Regions from separate parts of the Homo sapiens genome. Here region 1 is linked to region 2. Evidence: read pairs that join two places in POLR2A ChIA-PET (ENCODE). Cell type or tissue: A673. All regions are shown on one strand. Each heading gives the region's core, and the rest is flanking DNA. Links, peaks and the distances in the headings are about the cores only.

Evidence for each region. ChIA-PET counts read pairs that join two places held together with the same protein. Peaks named below come from ENCODE experiments on the same cell type or tissue, not always from the same donor. Only the 100,000 strongest peaks of a DNase experiment are listed, where the experiment ranks them.
Region 1: POLR2A ChIA-PET joins it to region 2 with 5 read pairs; 2 of 35 experiments call an interaction of 5 or more read pairs at or near these places.

What each region holds. Positions count from the first base shown.
Region 1 is chr5:76,196,353-76,201,425 of GRCh38, forward strand. The region is part of intron 3 of SV2C (synaptic vesicle glycoprotein 2C); the gene reads left to right. Among named protein-coding and RNA genes, the nearest start is that of SV2C-AS2, 110 kb to the right of the region's middle. In A673, for the core only: no CTCF peak of the experiment used is centred there; a DNase peak (open chromatin) is centred at 3,159; H3K27ac peaks cover 952 bases.
Region 2 is chr5:75,950,322-75,955,394 of GRCh38, forward strand. It overlaps a transcript of SV2C not described here. Among named protein-coding and RNA genes, the nearest start is that of SV2C, 130 kb to the right of the region's middle. In A673, for the core only: no CTCF peak of the experiment used is centred there; DNase peaks (open chromatin) are centred at 1,090, 1,640, 2,160 and 2,860; H3K27ac peaks cover 3,249 bases.

The DNA of each region.
Region 1 (5,073 bases), core at 660-4,659, 250 kb after region 2:
AAAAAAAATGTTCAGAATCAATCATTTGCTTTGTAGCAACGGAGAAAGGGGAGAGGAGGCTTTTTCTCCACAGGGGAGCCCCTTGGTGCTCAGTTTCTGTGAGACTGGCTACATACGCTGCTGACTTGAAGATGGATTTTGGATTATGGACTCAAAGGGTTTCAGCAGACCTAAATGTTGAATGATTGAATGAATGAATGAAGAACAGATGTTACTTGGGGCTATTAGTTAAAGGACCTTCTCAGTGAGTAGGTCCATAGGATAAGATATTCTTGCCACCAGGAAAGGCCAAGCTTCCTTCTCCCTTTTATTATCTATAATAAAACCACTAGCCTGTCAACAGAAGGCTAACAGCATAAGCGCTGAATTTTCCAGTCCTTTCAGTTTGCAATCTTTTTTGGGAAATTGAAGCAATATCCAAAGACCCAAAAGTACATGACTGTGGTCAAATTATTGTGGCAATTTTAATTGCCAATCTGGATTGAGACATGGTCGTCCCAACAGACTGTAGAGAAAAAGGTCCACTGTGGTGGCTGCAAAATATTCCAAACCAATGGCCTGTCCAGAAGCGAATTCAAGGGCAACATAAAAGCAGAGACAACTTAGATGTATTCTTGATATTATCCTCATTCCTACTGCAGACAAATCATTCTTCAGCCAACAGGTCAGGACTCCCGGGGGCTGGGAATCAAGAAATCCAGGTGTGCCCTACTCCTGCCCATTATCATGGAGTCTTAGGAAAGTCATGCAGGCTCTCCTGCCTGCTTTTTCTTTTGTAAAAGAAGACATTAGGACTTTGCATTGTTACCTTGGAGTGTGAAGATCAAATGAGATGATGTATTGAAAGTACAAGGTAGAGAAGATAATGTAGGATAATGTTTAGAAACACTCACTCATAGTTTGGCATTTCTTATCTCCTTTGTTCCTCCTCACATACATTTTGCTAAGCTGTTCTATGTTGATTGCCTTGGAGTGACAGCAGGGGAGGAGGCAGAAAGAGACTCCTTTCTGGCTTTTTAAATTTCAAGTCTGGCCCATGCAAGAAACAGAAAGGCCTAATCAGGGACAAAATATTTGGGAGAAAACATGGCAAGTAAAATCAAGCATAAATCAAGTTAATCTCTATAATAAATGGTGAGTACCTAGGCTGGGGACAGGGCTGAGGGGGGAGTCATGTGAGCTTAGTTACCTTAGTCCAGGTGGCAAAATCTCTGCAGAGTTTTGTGGGATCCAGCGGCTGACAGGACCTGAGAAATGAAGTTATTAAGGAAAATGAGGGAAGAAATCTATATTGGTCAGCATTCTCCAGAGAGAGAGAACCAATAGGAAAGAATGGATAGAATAGATAGACAGGCAGATAGATAGATAGATAGATAGATAGATATGAGACAGGACTAATTAAGGCAACGGCTCACACAATTATGGAGGCTGAGGAGTCCCATGGCAGGCCTTCTGCAAGCTGGAAATGCTGGGATGCCAGTAGCATGGCTCAGTATAAGTTTGAAGGCCTCAGAACCAGGGAAGCTGATAATATAACTCTCATTCCAAGGCTAAAGGCCTAATAACTCAGGGTGCTGCTAGTGCAAGTCCCAAAGTCCAAAGGCCAGAGAACCTGGGGATCTGTTGTCCAAGGACAGGAGAGGAAGGATGTCCCAGCTCCGAGAGACTGCAAATTAGAATTTCCTCTGCCTTTTTGTTCTCTCCAGGTTCACAACCGATTGGATGGTGCCCACCCACCCCTGAGGGCAGAACTTCTCCACTCAGTTTACCAATTTGCATGCCCATCTCCTCCAGAAACACCCTCACAGACGCACCCAGAAATAATGCTTTACTAGCTGCTATAGTTTGGATTTTTGACCTTTCCAAATCTTACGTTGAAATTTGATCCCCGGTGTTGGAGGTGGGGCCTGATGGGAGGTTTTTAGGTCTTGGAGGTGGATCTATCATGAATAGATTAATGTGAGTGAGTTATTGCTCTATTAGTTCTCATGAGAGCTGGTTGTTTAAAAATAGGCCTGGCACCCCCCAGCCCTCTCTTTTGCTTCCTCTCTCACTGTGTGTTCTCTGCACATGCCAGCTCCCCTTTGCCCTCTCTCCTGAGTGGAAGCATCCTGAGGCCATCACCAGATGCCCAGTCTTCCAGCCAACAGAACCATGGCCAAATAAACCCCTTTTCTTTATAAACTGCCCCACCTCAGGTATTCCTTTATAGCAACAAAAATGGACTAAGACACCAGCTGTCTAGGTATCCCTTAATCCAGTCAAGTTAACATGTAAAATTGACCATTGCAATATTTTTCTTCTTCACCAAAGTTTATGGGCTATTTTACTTTTGCTTGCTTTGTGAAATGCTACCTTCATGGCCCAGGGTTTTTCTCAACAGTCTAGAGTTTATCTGGGAACTCTGTTTCTGAATCTCTGAGGAGTCTCATCAAAGTCTCTTTTTCTCCAATTCCATTCCAATTCAACTCAAAAAACATTGTAACACCTACTCTACTCACTGGAACCATGCAAGGACTTTCATGGATATAGCTGAGCCCTCACCTCAAGTTGCTTACAGTCTGTACAGACAGGCAGCTCTTCCAGTTCCCACCTTCCAGGAATTAGAGCCTGAAAAGAGGGCACAAGGGGCTTGGGAATCTCAAAGAGGAGGGAGAAAACAATAATAACATTGGAATAAGAAAATTTCTATTTCAATGATCCTCTTGTTTTCAAAGGCATATCGTATTTAAACCCTTCATTCCTATTACTTATTAACTCAGTACAGAAGCAGCTGAAGTTTTATATATTCTTTTTTTTATTTAAACTTTCTTTATTAAAACTTAAGCCAGAGAATTAAGATTCTCATCCTAGAGACCTTAAATAAAAGACCATGTTTTATCTACTTAAACAACTCCCTCCAACCATATCTGGTCCAGTTTTTAAATTGAGAAAAACTACGTGAAATAACATTCCAAAATGTTGGGAATGTTTCTTTTGTGGGCCTCTGGTGCACATAGGCCCCCGCACTCCACGCATTTCCTAGGAGTACAGTACTTGCCATCCTTTCTGCTTTGAAGCTTCTTCTCCCAGGGCCCTCCCACTCACAGCTTCCCAGAGGCGTTTCCTGAGACCACACACCCAGTGGGTCTCAGAGAGTTTCCTGTTTTGTCTCCTTGGCAGCACTTACAACTGATGCCTGAAAATATTTACTTCTTATGTTCTTCTTTCTCTCCTCCACCAGCATGTAAATTCCAAAGGGCTGGGACTGTCGTCTTGTTCAACATTGCTTAATCGCCCATGGCAGAGTGGGCATGGGTATTGTAAAAGACAGTGGAGTTCAAGCAGCAACCAGCATAGTCTGACTTGCAGCCATCTGTGTCATTGGCTAGTTAATCATGAAGTGAAATAGATAGGAAGCCTACTCAATTCTTACTTGATCTGTATAAGTAGAAAACTTATATGACTAGTGAATGAAAATCTAACTTGAGTCATGTCCCCTCCATCATTCCCAGACTGGAGCTGCTTTACAGACCCAGAACCAACTGAATGAAGGGGAGGCTGGGCCTCCTTGAAGAAGGATCTTTGTACCCAGCTAAATATTTATACTGTTAGTCTTTCTCCCAGCTTCCCCAAAGGGACTGAAGGCCTTTTACCAGGATGAGTGTGCATGGGAGAAAGGAAATAATCAGTCTTCTCAGGGCTTGTGGACACTGGCTCTAAACTGACACTAATTCCAGGAGACACAAAATGTCACTGTGGTCAACCAGTCAGAGCAGGGGCTTATGGAAGGCAGGTAATCAATGGTGTTTTAGCTCAGGTCTGTTTCACAGTGGGCCCAGTGAGTCAGGCACTGAATCCATCCCGTGCCTGATTCCACAGTTCTGGACTGCATAATTGGAACAGACCTACTCAGCAGCTGGCAGAATTCCCACATTGGTACAGAATCCCCACATTTAATTGGTACAGGGCCTGTCCATCAGCTCCATTTACTAGGAATTTTAGAACAAAGAGAAGTTCTAGTTCAGAGAGTCCAAACTTTTCATTTTGCAGATTGAGGTGCAGTGGTGGAACCAGGAATAACTCAGCTAGGACTTAAATTGCAATTAAAGTCATTTTAAACTTGCAACTCTGTAAATAAGTAAAATGTACATTCTGAATCCAAGGTTTACCTGTCTGTGTGTTGATTTTATCAAAAATGCTACAGATTTCCAGTTGCTGTGTCTTATTTCATTGCTGAAGCATCATTAGCAGCACTGTCTCTGCAAATAAAGGGGACTGGAAGGAGTTCTTTTTTATTTTATTTTTTGTTTTATTTTGTTTTTTGAGATGGGATCTCACTCTGTCACCCAGGCTGGAATGCAGTGGTGCGATCATGGCTCACTGCAGCCTTGACCTCCTGGGCTCAAGTGATCCTCCTACCTCAGCATCCTGAGTAGCTGGGACCACAGATGCATGCCACCACACCCAGCTAACTTTTAAAAATGTTTTGTACAAACAAGGTCTCCCTATGTTGCCAAGGCTGGTTTCAAACTCCTGGATTCAAGTAATCCTCCTAGCCTTGGCTTTCCAAAGTGCTGGGATTGCAGGCATGAGCTGCTGCACCTGGCCAAGCTCTTGTTTTAAACTGAGATCTACTTGGGTTTATATTTTTATTGTCTCCAAATGTGCTTTCCTCTTAATTCATCAAACCAAGTCATGAGCATATCTTCTTAGAAACACAAATATGTCCAGCTGACATATTGTATATGACTTTAAATGTTTATTCGGTACAATGAATGATTTTCCTGCCTGGGGACAACAGCGTTGTGTGGGAAGGAGGACTAGGACATCACCAATTACTCATCTGTCTATCACTTTCCTAAACGAATCTCACACCAAGAAACAGACACTTTCCTCCCCTCTTTTGTTATAGAAAATTAGAAAGATGGGAAATGGAGTTGGCACCATTGATTCATTTTCATTTGACCCAGAATTAAATTATTTGTAGCCAGTCACTGTTAATTATGGGAATGATAGTACTTTGGATGCTAGGCAATATCAGAGTCGGGAGCTTCTCACTGAGGGCCTGGCACTGCTAAGCAGGAAGGTCAG
Region 2 (5,073 bases), core at 468-4,467:
TGAATTTAATCATTACCAATACACAATATTCTATGGCTTACAAAAAGACCCCACATGGAGGGGATGAATTAGGAAGTTATTGTCCATCTTGTGAAATTTATAAAACGATGAATATTACAAAGTAATATGACTAATTTTTAACAAACATATGAAAACTTCTATATCCAAAAGAGTACTGCCTTTTTGAAGTTTTTCCTTGAGATGGCTAAATACTTATTGTAATGATACTACAATTGGTCAAAATATGCTTGGAAATAATATCTGGACTACTTTTTATAGACATATTGCTTTGAGAATCCTTATATATGAAAAAATGTCCTTTTGGGTGGATTTTAGTTGCTAAAATTGCCAGAAGTCTTTCAGAGTCAAGCTAGATATAAGTGGATGAATAAATCGAGAAATATTTTACTGTTAAATGTGGCTTAAGTCTATGAAGACTGAGTTTCCTAGTGGCTTGAGAGTTATTCCAAAGAAGGATTTTTTAGAAAATGTTTAAACAATAGTAATATCCCTGGAACAATTATTTCTTCCATAGTGTCTACCTATATTTAGATACATAAGCTTTGCTGTTATCATCTCTTTACATTCTAGTCACATGATCAAAGTCAAATGAATGATTCCAATTATCTTTAAAATGAGGGAAATTAGTAAAGAGGTGAAACTAGATTCCGCTATGCTGACTCCTACCACCCATCCTTTCTCTCTTTATTCTATAAGTGGTCTATAGTTTTGAATACAAAAATGCCATAGAATATTAGAACTATCTTGATAATTATAAGCTGGGTTTGAGCTAGTTCTGTCCTGCTAATCTAGATATTAAGATGAAAGGGATAAAAATTTATGTGGTCTTACAGAGGGATGAGAGCAAAAAAAAGAATTTGCTTCTAAGATCTATTTTAGAGGAAGAAATTAATATACCAAATGGATCTGGCCTTATGCCTGATGTTTACTGTTTTCCAATTGAGTGCAAACATGTCTGCGAATTTTTGGTGGTGAGCCAGCTGCTCTGTATTCATTCTGGCTGATTAAAATGCTCTCAGTAGAGATGCTGTTCAGAATTGGTCATTCTGCTTTTGCCTGCTGGGAAACAGGAACTGCCAGGGCTTCTTAAGCTAAATGAAGAAATTATTTCACCTCAGTAAGGCTCTCTCAGATCCAAGGTTTCAAACTTTCTCAAGGTTGGAGAGCCTTTCTCCACTGTCTCCCATGCCAAGGAACTCCAATCCATGCTTCAAGGGGTTCTCTGGCCAAGCCAGAAGGTAATAAAAGAGATTCCAATTAAATGTAACTGTATCAATCTAGGGATTTACTTGAACATGTAGAGATGCCTCATGCAGAAGAAATTCGGGAAACAGAAAACCCTGTAAGTTCTGTCTTGCCTGTTCTTTCAATCGAAGTGTAACTGGTTATGTTGGATCATTTTCACCGAGGACTGTGCAGTGACTTTTTACTGAAATAGACACTCATTCTGGATATGGTTATGAATTTGCCTTTTCTGCTCACCACGCTTCTTCCAACAACACTATTTGTGGACTCAAAGAAAACCTTATTCAGCATTATGGTATCTCACATAACAGTTCTTTTCACTAAGAAACTTGTGATACAGCAAAGGGAGTAAGGATATATAAAGGACTGATTGTTGTCTCTTCTGTTCCCTTCTCAAGCAGGGAAATCTTTTCAAGTGATTGGCAAGTAGTAAAAATAAAGAATGATAAGCAGGTAGCCCAAAGAACTTATGAGTCTTTATTATAATCCAAGGAGTTCAGTTAAGTACAGCAGTAAAAATGAAATAAAGATTAATATTCTAACTTATTTTTAGTGAACTGAAACAGAAAAATGAAACAACCCTGATCAAAAAAATCATGACATTGCTGAATTGAAATAACTTAACTTATTCTGATTTCCAATGTATTCTTCTCCTGCATTTTCCTTCCTTCCTTCCTTCCTTCCTTCCTTCCTTCCTTCCTTTCTTCCTTCCTTCCTTCCAACTTCCTTTCTTCTAACTCCCTTCCTTTCACTGGCTTCTCTTTCATCTTCCTTTAAATAGAGACATTTCTCAACATTCCATCTTCTGCCATTCTGAATTGATTAATCCTTTTCATTATTGTGGTCGTGTGGTTTGGATCTGTGTCCCCTCCAAATCTCAGGTTGAAATGTAACCCCCAATGTTGGAGGTGGGGCCTGGTGGGAGGTATTGGATCATATGGGTCAGAGCCCTCATGAATGGCTTAGTGCCATCCCCTTGGTGATGAGTGGGTTCTCACTCAGTTAGTTCACACACAATCTGGTTGTTTAAGAGTCTGAGACCTCCTCCTTCTCTCTCTTCCTCCTCCTCTTGCCATGTGATATACTGGCTTCATCTTCCACCATGGGTAAATGCTCCTGAGGACTCACCAGAAGTCAAGCAGATGGCAGTGCCTTGTTTCCTGTACAGCCTGCAGAGCCGTGAGCCAATTAAATGTTTTCTTTATAATTACCCAGCCTCAGGTATTTCTTTATAGCAATGGAAAAACCGGCTAATACATGTGGTTTCAAGCATCTATTATTATAATGCCTCACAAATTTCCACATATCTCCAAAGCTTACTTCTCCCTCCTAAGATCCAAACACAAATACTCAAGTGCTTCTAGATGTATCCCCTTGTATATCACTATCTTAGACCATTTGTGTTGCTATAAAAGAATATCTGATGTGGGTAATTTATAAAGAAAAAAAGGTTTATTTGGCTCATGATTCTGCTGACTGGAAGACTTAGCATCTGGCGAGGGCCTCAGGCTGCTTCTACTCATGGCAGAAGGTGAAAAGGAGCTGGCATGTACAGACAGCATATGGTGAGAGAGAAAGCAAGAGTTGGGAGGGGCCAGGCTCTTTTTAACAATCAGCTCTTGTGGGAACTAATAGAATAATGACTAGCTCTTCTCCCTCCCAAGGAGAGGATTTATCTAGGCATGAGGCATCTGCTTCCATGACCAAATACCTCCCATTAAGCCCCTACCCAACACTGAGGGTCACATTTTGACATGAAGTTTGGGGGAATGAACATCCAAACTACAGGAATCCCAGAGGTACCTCAAACTTCATATATCAAAAATACCTATTTCATTTTTCATAAAACCTGTTTCTTTCATGGATTCATTTTCAGCCTCACCATACGTAGTAGATGTTTCAGGATCCCACAAATTTATAATAAAGTCCTTCAACTTTTTAACCTAATGTGCTTAAATCAACTTCAAACTTTGCAGTAGCTGTGCCTCCATACATGAGTACTTTATCCGGAAACCCAGAAGGCCTTTCCCATATATGCTACAGGCTAGAAGTGGCAGAGTGGACATCCAGAAGCAATGACTGATGACAAATGATATATGAGTGCCTCAGCTCCCTTGTTCCTTAAGTGGGATAAATCTGAGTTGCGTTTTATACCATTTCTCAGATTTCTCTGCCCCTTTTCCTCTCCTCTTTTTCATGAAATTAAGCTTCAATTTTCCATGATGGAAGTTGTCTACAAAATGTACCTTTTCTTGGCTGCTTTCTCTTTTTTGTATCACTTCCTACTCCCCACTCCTATACCAGTGTTTCCTGCACCTCCAAATGAACTGTTTGCTTTTGAATCTTTATTCTGGAGTGTGCTTCTGGGGACATTCAAACCAAGACAGTTGATGCCAAAGTAATTCAAAGGAGTAGATTCTCAGGATAGGATTCTGTAATTGCATTACTTAGTGACAATAAGGAGCCTACTGCCAGGTGTAATTGAGATGGTGATTTGTCCTGGCACACTGGAACATAATAATAACTAAGATTCTCATTGATGGTGGGTTAGGATGGGATACAGTCAAAGGGGACGCACTGCCTTATGCATTCTCTCTAGAATTTGAGAGATACCTGTATGTGGCAATGTTAATTAAAAGGACTATGGAGTTGCACTCTTATTTCTTAAGTACTTTAATGTGTTGAAGGAAGAAAATGGCAGGCTAAGTTGTTTCAGGGAAAGGTATGAAAGCTGAAAGAACTTCAAGGCAGGATTTAAAGAGCCTATCATCTCTTGTCATAGATAGTTCTTATTATTTTGAAATACGTCCCATCAATACCTAATTTATTGAGAGTTTTTAGCCAATACCACACTGAATGGGCAAAAACTGGAAGCATTCCCTTTGAAAACTGGCACAAGACAGGGATGCCCTCTCTCACCACTCCTATTCAACATAGTGATGGAAGTTCTGGCCAGGACGATCAGGCAGGAGAAGGAAATAAAGGGTATTCAATTAGGAAAAGAGGAAGTCAAATTGTCCCTGTTTGCAGATGACATGATTGTATATCTAGAAAACCCCATTGTCTCAGCCCAAAATCTCCTTAAGCTGATAAGCAACTTCAGCAAAGTCTCAGGATATAAAATCAATGTACAAAAATCACAAGCATTCTTATACACAAATAACCGACAAACAGAGAGCCAAATCATGAGTGAACTCCCATTCACAATTGCTTCAAAGAGAATAAAATACCTAGGAATCCAACTTACAAGGGATGTGAAGGACCTCTTCAAGGAGAACTACAAACCACTGCTCAAGGAAATAAAAGAGGATACAAACAAATGGAAGAACATTCCATGCTCATGGGTAGGAAGAATCAATATCGTGAAAATGGCCATATTGCCCAAGGTAATTTACAGATTCAATGCCATCCCCATCAAGCTACCAATGACTTTCTTCACAGAATTGGAAAAAACTACTTTAAAGTTCATATGGAACCAAAAAAGAGCCCACATCGCCAAGTCAATCCTAAGCCAAAAGAACAAAGCTGGAGGCATCACACTACCTGACTTCAAACTATACTACAAGGCTACAGTAACCAAAACAACATGGTACTGGTGCCAATACAGAGATATAGATCAATGGAACAGAACAGAGCCCTCAGAAATAACACCGCATATCTACAACTATCTGATCTTTGACAAACCTGAGAAAAACAAGCAATGGGGAAAGGATTTCCTATTTAATAAATGGTGCTGGGAAAACTGGCTAGCCATATGTAGAAAGCTGAAACTGGATCCCTTCCTTACACCTTACACAAAAATCAATT